Linked DNA regions of Homo sapiens: region 2 is linked to region 1. Evidence: read pairs that join two places in POLR2A ChIA-PET (ENCODE). Cell type or tissue: PC-9. All regions are shown on one strand. Each heading gives the region's core, and the rest is flanking DNA. Links, peaks and the distances in the headings are about the cores only. Region 1 overlaps UBE2O (ubiquitin conjugating enzyme E2 O). Region 2 overlaps UBE2O (ubiquitin conjugating enzyme E2 O).

The links. ChIA-PET counts read pairs that join two places held together with the same protein. Peaks named below come from ENCODE experiments on the same cell type or tissue, not always from the same donor. Only the 100,000 strongest peaks of a DNase experiment are listed, where the experiment ranks them.
Region 2: POLR2A ChIA-PET joins it to region 1 with 5 read pairs; 12 of 35 experiments call an interaction of 5 or more read pairs at or near these places.

The regions. Positions count from the first base shown.
Region 1 is chr17:76,396,897-76,399,805 of GRCh38, reverse strand. It overlaps UBE2O (ubiquitin conjugating enzyme E2 O), which reads left to right. Exons shown (of 18, transcript NM_022066.4): 9 at 1-357; 10 at 815-969; 11 at 1,222-1,334; 12 at 1,423-1,551; 13 at 1,918-2,007. Among named protein-coding and RNA genes, the nearest start is that of SPHK1, 14 kb to the right of the region's middle. RefSeq lists an enhancer at 404-904. In PC-9, for the core only: CTCF peaks have their summits at 1,406 and 1,607 (motif pointing right); a DNase peak (open chromatin) is centred at 1,615.
Region 2 is chr17:76,445,546-76,448,454 of GRCh38, reverse strand. All of the region lies in intron 1 of UBE2O (ubiquitin conjugating enzyme E2 O), which reads left to right. Among named protein-coding and RNA genes, the nearest start is that of UBE2O, 6.2 kb to the left of the region's middle. In PC-9, for the core only: no CTCF peak of the experiment used is centred there; DNase peaks (open chromatin) are centred at 1,314 and 1,674; H3K4me3 peaks cover 1,503 bases; H3K27ac peaks cover 2,500 bases.

The sequences.
Region 1 (2,909 bases), core at 187-2,686:
GAGCGAAGCGGAGTCTGCCAGCCCTGAGGAGACGCCCGATGGCTCTGCCAGTCCAGTGGAGATGCAGGACGAGGGTGCAGAGGAGCCCCACGAGGCAGGAGAGCAGCTGCCCCCATTCCTGCTAAAAGAAGGCAGAGATGACAGGCTGCACTCGGCAGAGCAGGACGCAGATGATGAGGCTGCTGATGACACGGACGACACCAGTTCGGTGACCTCCTCTGCCAGCTCCACCACTTCCTCCCAGAGCGGCAGCGGCACGAGTCGCAAAAAGAGCATCCCCTTGTCCATCAAGAACTTAAAGCGCAAACACAAGAGGAAGAAGAATAAAATCACTCGAGACTTCAAGCCAGGGGACAGGTAAACTCAGAGTTGTGCCCCTCCCCAATGGCGTCAGCGTGAAGCCAGGCAGAGTGCGCGTCCCCTCGGTGTGCGTGCCTGCGCTCGCACACACACCTCTGCATGCCTTGTAGTGGCTCCGGGGCTCCCACCCGAGACAACGTAGGTGCCTGGGGTAGGCCCTGGTGGAAAGCAGAGACTGAGGAGTGGTGCAGAGGGTGGGATGGTGGTGGCCTTAAGCTTGGCCTTCTGGAACCACATTTGCCTGAGCTCTCCCAAGTGGATCCTGTTCTCAGAGAATGCGTGGCCTTGGAACCCTGGGTGAGCTTCCTGTGCACCAGAGACTCATCCTGCCAACCTGGGATTCAGAGTTTCAGGTTACCAAGCCCACAGGGACAGGAAGGGACAGAAAGACTCTCTGCCCTTTCCGCGGAGGGGGTGGGGTTTGCATGGCCTGCTGACTGGCCTGCACCCGCAGGGTGGCAGTGGAGGTGGTGACCACGATGACCTCAGCCGACGTGATGTGGCAGGATGGCTCCGTGGAATGCAACATCCGCTCCAACGACCTCTTCCCTGTGCACCACCTGGACAACAACGAGTTCTGCCCTGGAGACTTCGTGGTAGATAAGCGAGGTAGTGCCAGCTCTGGAAGGGCAGCCAGCAGGGTGGTCGCCAATGAGGGCCCGGGTTGGGGCTTGTGGAGAATGGGCAGTGGATCTGGGGTCAGAGCTAAAATGAGGTCCAGAAGGGGACTGCCCTCATGAAGGGGTCTCACCACTTCCAAGACGGGGGAAGGTCAGGGTTCTGCACTCTGCACTGGCTTGAGATGTGGGCTCCTTAGCCGGGATCCCTTAGCTAGTCACTTCCCTTTCTCTGGTTCCCTAGTCCAGAGCTGTCCAGACCCTGCTGTCTACGGTGTGGTACAGTCTGGGGACCACATCGGCCGTACCTGCATGGTGAAGTGGTTCAAGCTGAGGCCGAGTGGGGACGACGTGGAGGTGTGTGCAGCCCCTACTGCTTGCTTCAGGTGGGCTCTGGGGTTGGGTGTAGGACCCCTAGCTCATGACAACCTGTCCTGTGCCACAGCTGATTGGAGAAGAGGAAGATGTGAGTGTTTACGACATTGCTGACCACCCTGACTTTAGGTTCCGTACAACTGACATCGTCATCCGCATCGGCAATACTGAGGATGGGGCTCCTCACAAGGAGGATGAGGTACGCCTTCAAATTCAAGTTCTGGATGGCTGCTCACTGCCCTGTGCACCAGCTGCAGTCCCTGATGCTGCCACCAGGTGGCTCTAGGAGACAAGACCTGAAAGTCCTCTGGGCTCAGTGTCCTCAGAAGGGCAGCTGCCCCAGAGTCAAGCTGCCGCTCAGCACTAGCAGCTGCAGAAGGACTTGTTTCCCTGCCTCCCTTCTGGGGTCAGGCTTCTTGAGCTGCCGCTGGTTACATTTACCAGAGGAGCTAAGTTCCTTGTCACAAGCCAGGTGGGCATGATGTCAGTCACTGCAGAGCACAGGAGGGGCTGGGGAGCTGGAGCTTGAGCTGGGCCCCCTGACTTTGTCCCCTTTGCCCAGCAGCCATCGGTGGGCCAGGTGGCCCGTGTGGACGTCAGCAGCAAGGTGGAGGTGGTGTGGGCTGACAACTCAAAGACCATCATCCTGCCCCAGGTGAGGCTCTGGCAAGACCCCCCTGCTGAGCTTGTGACTATGGCAACTTGGGCCGGGGGCCACAGGCGTGTAGCCAGAAGATGGGCTCTCAGGTCTTCCTGGTGAGATCTCAGCGAAAGCGTGAGGGGAAAGGCAGGCATTCCACACAGCCCTTGGTGCAGGCCTGCAGTTGGCCCACCAGCCTCGCTTCTCCCAGCAATCTCTTCACGTCCATCTCTGGGTGCATGTAGACTTTCACAAACCTCCAGGATTTTCCTGGATTGTCAGCTCACTATGCTACGAAGAATGCAAGTTCCCTCCTAAAAGGAGATGGAGACTTTCCTACCACCCTTTTTAGAAAGCTCTAACAGAGAAGGAGAGAAAGGAGAGAGCCGACCCAGTTCTAGCCCCACCTGCTGGGTCCTGAGCAGAAGGGCTACACGGGCTCTCCTTCCCTCGCCTCCTGGTTGGAGCCACACAGCCCAGCTCTCCTCTCCTGGTCCACACAGGGGGCAGGAGTGGGGGCGGGAATGGCTTGCCCCATCACCTTAACGGCCATTCCAGGGAACGCAGCAGGATATGTCGGCCCTTCTACATGTCCCCTCTTGTCATATGTTCCCAGCTCCCCACACAGGCCTCCTTGGCTGCATCATTAGCTGACCCTGCGCTTTTCAGGTGTGGGACTGGGCCTGCCAAGGTCCCCTAACGCCTTGGACAGATGCTGACGAAGTGCACAGAGCAGGAGGAGAGGCTGGAACAGACCACTGGCTGGGGCTTTGGGTCCAGCTGGAGGGTGGGACAGGTGAAGGGCCTCTCCCAGAGACCTAGGGACTGCAAAAGCCAGAGCAGAGGTCAGGGAAAGGGTGGAATGAGGTTGCCAAGGCCTCATGAGCCCAGTCGCCATCAGCTGTGCGGATCAGGGA
Region 2 (2,909 bases), core at 134-2,633, 49 kb before region 1:
CTACGCTGGCCAGCATTTCCATGGGGAAAGCTATTTAGGTGTAGCATCATGGCACGTGAAGTTTGTCTCACTTGTCTGGGTGCTGGGCCCATTAAAAGCAATTGTTCTTAGTGATGTAATGTGAAGAAGTTATATAAGGTTAACCAAGATGCAGGACTAAGTGAATCTAAATTGCGTTTTATTCAGATAGGATCACAGCACTTGTAGACTCTTAACAGCTGTTCTGTGATTTTATTCTTTGTCCCTTGATTTTTCCCCTTCTAGCCCTCGGGCCTCAGTGCCCTGATGGTGCTTCTGTCTGGCTGCTGCCTGACTCAAGGGTACTTTCCCCAGATGAAGGGTGTGTGTTTTGTACTGTGATTGGAAGCCAAAACCCTTGGGTGCTCTTCCTGGCTGTCACCTACTCTGAATGACCTTGACCAAGTCACTGCCTCATTTTCTCCCTCTGCAATGAAATAAGAGGTCTATCTTCCTAACCCCGATATGATCCTGCTCGGATGGAATAACCAGAAGTGTAGCTGGGTCAAGCCTAGGATGGCCACTTGGTTATTAGCAGACAGCATTCTGATGTCTGTCAGAGAGAGCCAGCCCTGTGCCTTCAGAAGATCACTTCCATGAGAAAGAGGGTGATGCTGCACCAAAGAGGCACCTTGGGAAGCAAAAGGTGCACGAGGCGGGTTGTGGGGAAGGTGGTTGTTTCAGGGGCATAGGAATTCCTAATGGCTCGTGTTGCTAGTGACCAGATGGATTATAGGTTTGACTTTATTAAACCTCTTCTAGAAATACTCATGAACTTCCTACCTCTGTTACTTTGTGAGAAATTCAGTAATGCACATTTAAAGTAACCCCGGCCGTCCTCCAGGAGGGGGATGGAATGAATCTGTATGTATGTATGTATGTTTCCAGAGTCTGAAAGGTCTCTTGAAATTCTCAAGACTGGTAATGAGATTATAAATTACAAAGATGATAGAGTATTGCTTTATATTTTAAGGTAATAAGAGCAGTCATGATCCAGGATACTGTTACTGTGTGCCAGGCACTCTTAGTGCTTTAGATGTTTTACTTCACGCTCACAACAACCCTGTGGTGCTATTATTAGCCCCATATTCCAGAGAAGGAAGCTGAGGAACAGAGAGGTTAAGTAAATTGCCCAGTGTCACACTTCTAAGTGGAGGAATCTGAATACAAATTGAACTAAATGTACTTTGTTCTCACCTGAGAATACTTAAGTTCAGGATTCAGAGATCATTACTATACGTGACCGAGTGCCCTGATCCAACATGAATCACAAGCCTTGTGGTTGGCATTAATCATCCCTTCTTTAAACAGTTGAAAGTCTTAGTGTAATAGGAGGTACTACAAGTGAGGAAGGAGAGAGGCACAGGATGTTGGGATAGGTGGAAGTTGTGCCAGTGGGCAGGCAGGAGGGAGGGAGATGATGGGTAGGGAGCAGGACGGGAGGAACACTGCATTCGCACTGGCGGTGTGCTTCTGCAGATTCCACTCTTTTCATTCCCTGACCCCTCAGTCATTCTCAAAATAACTGTCAAAAACACATTGCATTTCTAGAGAACCTTTGACTGCCCCTCAATGTTGAATGAAGCAACCTCTGTAGTCTGATTCATTCCAACACTGAACTGCAGTTCAGTTTTATTCCCCAACTCCACCTCCTAGAGCAAAACAAGTGTGCAGACACTCCACGTAACTGGCATTTCTGTGTTGCCTCAGAAGTGGTCAGCTCCATTAGGAGCTCCAACTTGACCTCCTGTCCGCTCTGCTGCTGTCATCCTTCGGCTGGGAATGCTGAGTCATGAGACAGGTTCAGGAAGGATTCCTTGGAGAGGCTGAGTTCCACCTCAATTTCAGTTTCTGTTCCCTTCAGTTTCCGTGTGTTTTTGCTTTAGGACATTAGAGGCCTCTTTGCACCTTCCCCATCTCTACTTCACTTTTATCCCTGTTTCTCTCTGTTTTGTTTGTTTGGTTTTTTTTTTTGTTTGTTTTTGTTTTTTCATTTTCCTGTTATACTAAGAGGAACTTTTTCTATTTTTTACTACTTAACCCACCATGGGGGCTCATGGAATCCAGTGGAACCTGTTGGGGGCCAGCACTTTTTAAAAGGGTGCAATTGTCGTGTATAACATGAATTGCCAGCACAACAGTCCTGGGCACGTGATCAGTGTCAGCTGCCGCTGGTGGTCGGTCCCCTCAGAGTTGGAGTCAGGGTGGTTTTCTGTGACATGTGGGTTTTCACCCAGGAGGATATGATCTGTGCTCCTATTCTGATGGAAGCTTTTGGAATTTCCTTGCCCAAGGCTTAGCCTGCTTCTGGATGGCGATGGGGAGTTGCTGATTTAAAATGACAATCAAAAGGGGCAAGTTACAATCAGGAACGTCTATAATGTGCTTTCCAGTTTACAAGAGGCTATCACTTTTCTCACTTAATAGGATCTCGGTATTTTTAACTGTAGCTCCTTCCTGAGGCTCCACTTGCCCATGAATGGGTGCCAGTCCTGGAGAAGGTCATGGTCTAAATGCTGCCCATCCACATTTGCAGCTCTTACTGAGCAAGAGTGCCCGTTCGGAATTGCTTCATCTTCTGACATTCCAGCCAGCCACGGGGGGACTCTGTCAGGAGCCACTTGATGTGTGCAGTTATAGCCAGGGAAGAGCAAAATGCTTATTGGAATTTGCTGTAGTTGAGAATAAAATTGAATTGTGTTACTGGATAACTCTCTGGATTTATCTACTCCAAGTTATTTGCCTTTGTTTCATTCGTTAGCTATACTCTGTGATTGAGGATTTAATGTCCTTCAATCCAGGCTGACTGTATTGGATGGATCCTTGGGTCAGCTTTGTCCAGGTCACCCCTAGACACAGGTAGGCTGTGTTCTCCTGAAGCAGTATTGTGA